3 separate regions of the Homo sapiens genome follow, and all the other regions are linked to region 1. A link is a loop called in an ENCODE intact Hi-C map of the cell type or tissue named here. Cell type or tissue: heart right ventricle. All regions are shown on one strand.

The links. Hi-C counts contacts between places; a loop is a spot of excess contacts. Peaks named below come from ENCODE experiments on the same cell type or tissue, not always from the same donor. Only the 100,000 strongest peaks of a DNase experiment are listed, where the experiment ranks them.
Region 2: it touches region 1 in a loop (3-fold over the local background); 4 of 110 quality-filtered maps call a loop at or near these places.
Region 3: it touches region 1 in a loop (4-fold over the local background); 75 of 110 quality-filtered maps call a loop at or near these places.

The regions. Positions count from the first base shown.
Region 1 is chr9:85,609,249-85,611,748 of GRCh38, reverse strand. The region is part of intron 17 of AGTPBP1 (ATP/GTP binding carboxypeptidase 1); the gene reads left to right. Among named protein-coding and RNA genes, the nearest start is that of AGTPBP1, 130 kb to the left of the region's middle. In heart right ventricle, CTCF peaks have their summits at 1,272 and 1,475 (motif pointing right); no DNase peak of the experiment used is centred here; H3K4me3 peaks cover 314 bases; H3K27ac peaks cover 497 bases.
Region 2 is chr9:84,952,887-84,955,386 of GRCh38, reverse strand. NTRK2 (neurotrophic receptor tyrosine kinase 2) reads right to left here. Exons shown (of 19, transcript NM_006180.6): 17 at 1-104. Among named protein-coding and RNA genes, the nearest start is that of NTRK2, 280 kb to the right of the region's middle. RefSeq lists an enhancer at 14-514. In heart right ventricle, CTCF peaks have their summits at 918 and 1,117; a DNase peak (open chromatin) is centred at 1,136.
Region 3 is chr9:84,403,204-84,405,703 of GRCh38, reverse strand. No RefSeq gene overlaps it. Among named protein-coding and RNA genes, the nearest start is that of SLC28A3, 64 kb to the right of the region's middle. In heart right ventricle, a CTCF peak has its summit at 1,434 (motif pointing left); no DNase peak of the experiment used is centred here.

The DNA of each region.
Region 1 (2,500 bases):
AGACTGTGCTATTGCACTCCAGCCTGGGTGACATAGTGAGACTCTGTCCCCCAAAAATATATTGTTTCATATTTAATATTATACATCTATTCAACTTTCTATATCCTTGTTTATTTTTTGTCTTCTCTATCTACCTAAGACTTAAAAATACTTAATAGTCTTTCAATTATGTTGTGTTTCTGTCAAGCCTTCATTTAAAAACTTTTTTTTTCTATTTTAATACAATGTTACTTGGCACACAGAATTTTGTAAGTTTTCCATTTTCCTTTTGCATATCTCTTTAATAGTATAAAATTATCACATTTATCTCATTCAGCATCTTTTGCCTTGAATTCTGTTTTTATATTGGTTTGAATTTGCTTGATGTATGTTTGCTTTTTTTTTCATAAATAAGAGGTTGGATTTTGTTGTTTGATCATTTGTCTTTTAATAGAGGAGTTTAACCTGTTTAAAATTCTTACAATTGATGTGTTTGGGTTTTTATGCTTTCTATTTTTGTACTTCTTTATTGTTTTCTTTATTTTTTATTTAGTGTGACACTTATTTTAGCTGTGGAATCCAAAATGTAAAATGCAAAAAAAAAAAAAAAAAAAGAAAAGCCCCTAAACCACAAGATACAGATCACGAGGCATATTCTGCATTGGATTTTTCAGTCTTGCTCCATCTGCCTTAAGTTTAATAGAGATTCCTTCCAGATTCTGATGATAAGTTGTCTATTGTGAGTTTTCTTCTTATTTCCATGTATTTGTAAGTATTTAACTAGGAAGTTAGTAGAAGCTATGGGAGCTGTTTAGGTAGATGTAATATTTTATTAAACTTATCTTTAGATTTGTTAGGTCAGTACAACATAAAGCAAATCTTGGTTTGTCTTAACATTAACAGAATTAAAAGAAAGGGACCAATATTTTGGTAAACTAGAATTTAACATTGTAAGCAATTATAACTAGCAATAATTCATTTTAAGGGTGGGGGCTGATGACCAAAGAAAGTATGTGCAGTGGAAACTTCTTCATCTGGAGGTATTTATTTAATTGTCAGACATGATTGAAATGAGGAAGTAGTATCAGTTAGGAGAGTAGCTTATTGTCTGTAATTTTTTTTTTGATTGGGGCGTGCCGGTTGGGGTACTATTTAAGTGTTGGATTCTAGAAAATGTGCCCAATAGAGGTCTTGTTCTTTGGCAGTGTCCCCAAAAAGGAACAGGCTGGCAGTTGCTTCTCTTTCAAGTTGTCCTTTTCTTTGAGCTTTTTAAAAGTGATTCTATTGAATACTTAGTGGTTTTCACAAGTGAATGATCTTAAAATTAAGCAGTTTAAAAATATTTATGTTTCACACTGTATTTTCAATTGTAAAGAGAATACTGCCTTTGAAATACTGAATTTGAGAATGTGTGTCACTAAATAGTGCTGTGTCTGTTTCAATCCATCACCCCCTCTTACCCCCCCATTACTTGGAAGGGATTTGCTGAAATTACCACCAGATGGCAGTCTTGCATTTTAGTGACTTGGAGCTTCAGTACCAAGCTTCTCTTTCACTTTCTCTCCATCTTTGTTTCTCTCAGATTTCTGAGGATTTTCAACTGCCTTCTTACATAAATTGAACATGTTTGGAACCAGGCAATAAAGTACAATTTTGGAGTCTAGTCTGTAGCATTCTCACCGCTTTGCCCACGTTAGTTAATTCAAGTCTCCTCTGCCTCCCTAGAATGGATTAGTCCCCCTGACAAATGTTCCTCATACATTTTTGCCTTTTGGGGTGCTCTTTACAGTTTAATATTATTTAGGTGTGTGGCTTTCCTACATTTCCTTCTTCTCTTTGTAATTAGTGTTATACATTGAGGTACTTTGAGACTATCTAAATATCTTGTTCCTTCTCAAGCTTTTAATGTATTATCAGTATAGACTGGGTTTCCTATTTGACTCAATGAGTTATAATTTGTTGCTATCATTATTTATTTTGATATTCAAATTGTCCAGGATTTGGCCAGTGGGATACCATTAATGCTGGTGTGTGTGCCCTTTTGAGATATCCCTGTCATTCCTTATGGGTGCCCTTGCTTTTTGGCACAAGGCCCATCTTGCTTTTCTCTACCCCTGAATGAAATCTGCCATTTCTTCAAAGAGTGCCATTTTACTTTAGTAGTGAATGATGTTTAAAAACCAAGATCTGGCCGGGCGCGGTGGCTCACGTCTGTAATCCCAGCACTTTGGGAGGCCAAGGCAGGCGGATCACCAGGTCAGGAGTTTGAGACTAGCCTGGTCAACATGGTGAAACCCCGTCTCTACTAAAAATACAAAAATGAGCCTGGCACCTGCATGTAATCCCAGCTACCTGGGAGGCTGAGGCAGGAGAATCGCTTGAACCTGGGAGGTGGAGGTTGCAGTGAGCCAAGATCATGCCATTGCACTCCAGCCTGGGCAACAAGAGCGAAACTCCATCTCAAAAAAAAAAAAAAAAAGATCTGTACACTTGGTATACACATTGCTATTGGGTTATTACT
Region 2 (2,500 bases), 660 kb after region 1:
CCATGCCCGCGGCGATCTGCTGGGCTATATGCAGCATCTGCGACTGCGTCAGTTCCGTGGGCGGGTTGCCCTCAGCCATCAGCACGGCATCAGGGCCGTGTGCCCTGGGGAAGGACATGGAGAATGAAGCTGGGGGCCTCAGCATTTTCACTCCAGGGGCCCTTTGCCCCTGCCCCTCCCCGTCCCTCTTGCTAAGCTCCTCACCCCCACCCTGTAGCTGCTGGTGCTAAAAGATGCTGCCTGACTTAGCATGAAGAGGAGACAAAGGTGCTCACACAGTTGTACTTCTGCAGTCCTGAGAGCACCCAGGCTGCTCTGTTTCCCAAAGAGTCTGGAATTCCCAGGACCCCGTGGGCCTGAATGTCCCCCTTCCCTCCAGTGTACAGACAGGTTGACATTTTAGGGGCTCTGGCACTGTGCTGGGTTCAGGCACTTACCAGGGCCCCCTGACCCTGAGAAGCAGCAGGTAGGTGAAGGAAGACAAAACCAAAAACAAAACATATGGGGAAAGATGGACTCTCCTAGTGGGATGGACATGGCAGCCCAGTGGGTCCCCACCCCTTCCCACCTAGCCAGGCTATGCCAGAGTATCCCCCAACCAAGCTGATTCCTCCAGAGTGTCCCCACCAGCACCAGAGCTGGGCAGCCTGCGGCCTTCCATAGTCCACCTGATCTGTGGCCAGGCATGGTTTTGAAGCTACGCCTGGCTCTCTCAAGCCCAGTTCAACAACAGAGTCCCAGGGCATTCTCAATCTGGATGTTCATTCTCAATACAAAATACCATTTCCTTCTGTCCACCCCTCCTCCAACCTCCGCTCAACACAGGCTATGGCCAACACATAGGAGAACTCTTTTGAACCACAGCCTGTTTATTCTTTTGCTGGGGAAAATTTTATTGTTTACACTATGGGGAGGGGGACTATGATTTTTTAAATCTTATTTTTCTTCTGTCTTACACACCTGGCCTCTCCTCAGCTATGTGATGACTTAGGGCACCCTAACACGCAAGTCCTGCAAGGGTGGGAGGATCCGCGTCTTAGGATGCCGCCCTCAGCGCGGCAGGCTCTGCTGTGACATCCTGCGCTGTGAGCCAAGATGAGCGTCATTGCCCCTGGTGGCCTGAGGGGGCGCTGCAGTGCAAGGAATAAAGGCGGGGTTTGCTGTCGGGCTCTGCCCTGGCGTGGCCAAGGGCTTCTCTCTGGGAAAGGAAAGATCTCTCTCAAGACGTTTTGAAACACTTAGAATAAATATAGAGGATTCTGCATAAATGTTAAAGTAGGTAACCTCACCTGCAGGGTTTCAGAGCCGTGTGAGTATTTGAAACTGAGAAAGCCAGAATTGTCTGAGAACACATGTCAGGGTTTGCCCTGCCTCTCCGCCCTCCTTCCCCCAACTATTCAAGCCACAGGCGTATCCCCACTTCCATCCCGGCTCCAGCCTACAGTGACTGTCTTTGCCTTTGATTTCGGGAATCATTCTGTCACCAGATCTTTCATTCCTGTAATCTCAGGGAATGAACACTGGACAGGAGTTGGGGGGTCTCCCAGGCCTACCAGCGTCCAATGCCATGATCCTGGGAAGCCCTTTAATTTCTCTCATGTACAATTTCTTCATTAGTCAAAAATACAGAGGAATATTATACTGGGTAATTTCTTAGGTTCTTCCTGTCTCTAAATACCTGGATTTAACCATTCCCTGGGGAGGAGTTTCCTGTTTTTGTACAAGCCAGTCCTAACATATTTCACCTCTACTCAAACCACAACCCCCAGCTGCCTCTTGTCACATTGAGGAACAATGCTGGGAAAATGCTCCAGGGCTTTCTTCAGCTCAAAAGCACCTACTCAAGGTAAGAAGCGGCACAGTGGCCAAAGCTCCGGGATATGTGAAATGAATTTGGATCCTGTCCTACACTTGCTGTGTGATTTTGGGTGAGTTACATAACCTCTCTGGGCCTGTTTCCTCACTCTGTAAATTGTAGATACTAACTGCCCCTTGCTAAGGGCATTGATGTGAGGAGGACTGACACTGTGCTTGCATAGTGCTTCGTGGCCTTTCACAGGAAAACCAGGGAGAAAGGCTTTGCAAACAAAGATTCTCTTTAAAAATGAAATTGACAGGTGATGTGAAAACACAAGTTATCCTCTGTGCATTACTTTTTGTAACTGGCCTGTAACAGGGCTCTTCAGGATACTAGAGGGTGGGCCCTTTCCACTTCACTAAAGGTGAATCAAGCCTAATCCTTTTCAGCACTGAGGGGTCAGGGGAAATTGCCAATGTTTTCACTTGTCTTCCTTAAATCTACTATGACCTCAGCACCAGGAGAAGGGGCTGGGGTGCACATAAACTAAAGAAAATCTGAAATAAAGACCCAGAGACTCGGTCAGAATTTAATCTTCATAGGTACCATTTAAATAATAAAATAATTTGTTGATTGGCCACAGCCTTATATCAGTTCCAGAAAACTGATCTACTTTAAATATCTCTCAGAGGCAAGACTCCA
Region 3 (2,500 bases), 1.2 Mb after region 1:
TTGTTTTGTTTTGTTTTTTAGAGACAGTCTCACTCTGTCACCCAGGCTGGTGTGCAGTGGCATGATCTCAACTCAATGCAACCTCCACCTCCCAGGCTCAAGCAATTCTATGCTTCTCCCAAGTAGATGGGACTACAGGTGTGCACTGCCACACCCAGGTAATTTTTGTATTTTTAGTAGAGATGGGGTTTCACCAAGTTATCCAGGCTGGTCTCGAACTCTTGAGAACTCTCGAACTCTCAAACTCTGGCCTCAAGTGACCCAACCGCCTCAGCCTCCCAAAGTGCTGGGATTCAAAGCCTGAGCCATCATGCCTGGCCAGGCAAGTCGTTTCTAAAGTTCTCAGTTCCAACAGCCTATTGAGAAACTGTTGAGCCTCCAAGCTCTCTGGAAGTCCTCTCTGATGCTTGAACAATGGTGCATGGAGGTACAGGTTGGTACAGAGGGTGAGAGCCTGTGAGCAAGATAGAGGAGCATGGGTGGTGGACTAAGTAAGACTTCAAAGCCCAAGTAACCCAGCTTCCAAACTCACAATGAGTTCCTATCACTTCTGAATCTGTTGCCTCATCTGTGAAATGGCTAAAATGATCCTGCCTTGCAGGGGTATTCTGGGGGTCAAATAAGATAATGCATGAGTTTGGGGTAAACCTGAAAGGCTTTTTTTCACTGATATTTAAAGATGCATAGGAAGTCCCTTAGTGGCCTCTGAGACATGGCGACTCATACATTAAGGTTTCAAAAGTCTTCCTCACCACCTAATCTCCACCATCTCTGCTACAGGGATGGGGAGCAGTCGGTGTTCAGCAGAAACCCCCAAGGTGGCACCTTGTCACCTATCCCCTTCCTTAAGAAGTAACCAGATTGTCATGTGAGACCAAAAAGAAGAGAAGAGTTGGATCAATTAACACTATGTCAAGAAGGAAGCGGAATAAGTCTATTGGATTTTGAGGAACACAGCTGGGGTCAGGGGCATGCACCTATAGTCTCAGCTACTCAGGAGGTTGGGGCAGGAGGATCTCTTGAGCCCAGGAGTTCGACACCAACCTGGACATCATAGTGAGCCTCTTTAAAAAGGAATAAAATAAAATAAAATAAAGATATTGAGGAATGCAAAAGAAAACATCTCAATCCTGGTCTCTTCAATCTGTCTGCCTACCCACCCAGTGTATTCTCAGAACTAAAGAGATCCAGGGCTTTGGATCCCAGGAGGAGGTCCCCTGAGCCACTTATGAGGACTGGCTCCAGAGGAGAATGACTGAGAACTCCAGAAAACGCACTGAGGAGCGTGTTACCCTGGACTGAGTGAGTGTGTGGAGAATTGCCTTTCTTTGAAGGCCCCAACTTTCTGGACTGGGTCATAGGGCAAAGACCACGGGGTCCAATGGATGGATGGAGGACAATTTGTGTTCATCAGCGCCCTCAAGTGGCGGTGATGAGCAGCTGCAGAGCTGCGGACCAACACTTAGTTTTTTTTTCCCTACTTGAAAATTGAACTTTGGAGAAATTTCCTTTTAGACTGCAAAAGATTCAAAAGGTTCACAGATGATCCTTAAAGGAGAGAGGACCGACCCCAAAAGTGTGATAATGAGCTTTTTGCCAATCTAGTGGATGGTGTGTTGTAGATAAGTTCATACTTACTACATGCATGAAGACCAGGGCTCAACACATGGTAAATACTTAATTAACCATCATTATGAATAAATGAGAGCTTAATCAAATAAAGATTAAGGTATATATGATGGGGACATGACTTCTTAGTTAAAATGCTGTCGACTAAAATGCAAGCTCCAAAAGGGTAGAATTGGGCCAGGCGCAGTGACTCATGCCTGTAATCCCAGCACTTTGGGAGGCCAAGGCCAATGGATCACTTGAGGTCAGGAGTTCAAAACCAGCCACATGGTGAAACCCCGTCTCTACTAAAAATACAAAAATTAGCCGGGTGTGGTGGTGGGTGCCTGTAATCCCAGCTACTCAGGAGGCTGAGGCAGGAGAATCACTTGATCCCAGGAGGCAGAGGTTGCAGTGAGCCAAGATCGTATCACTGTACTCCAGCCTGGGCTACAGAGTGAGACTCAGTCTCAAAAAAATAAATAAATAAAAGGTAGAATTTTTGTTTGTTTTGTCCACTGCTATACTGCCAGCATTTAGAACGGTGCCTGGCATGCTCAACTTGATGAATATTTGTTTAATTGAATGTTAAATGAACTGGGTGGAGGACAAAGTCCAGGCCTCTTGTACCATGCCACACAGCTGTGTCTCAGGCCCTTTACTGTCCAATGTATTTACCACCAGCATGAAGAAAGACTGGGAAGGCTTGTTTGCCAAACCGGCCAAAACACCAAGCAGGGAGAAATAGTCACTATGCTGGATGACTTGTAATATGGTTTGGCTGTGTCCCCACCCAAATCTCATCTTGAATTGTAGTTCCCATAATCCCCACCTGTCATGGGAGGGACCCAGTGGGAGGTAATAGCATGGTTACCCCCACACTGTTTTTCTC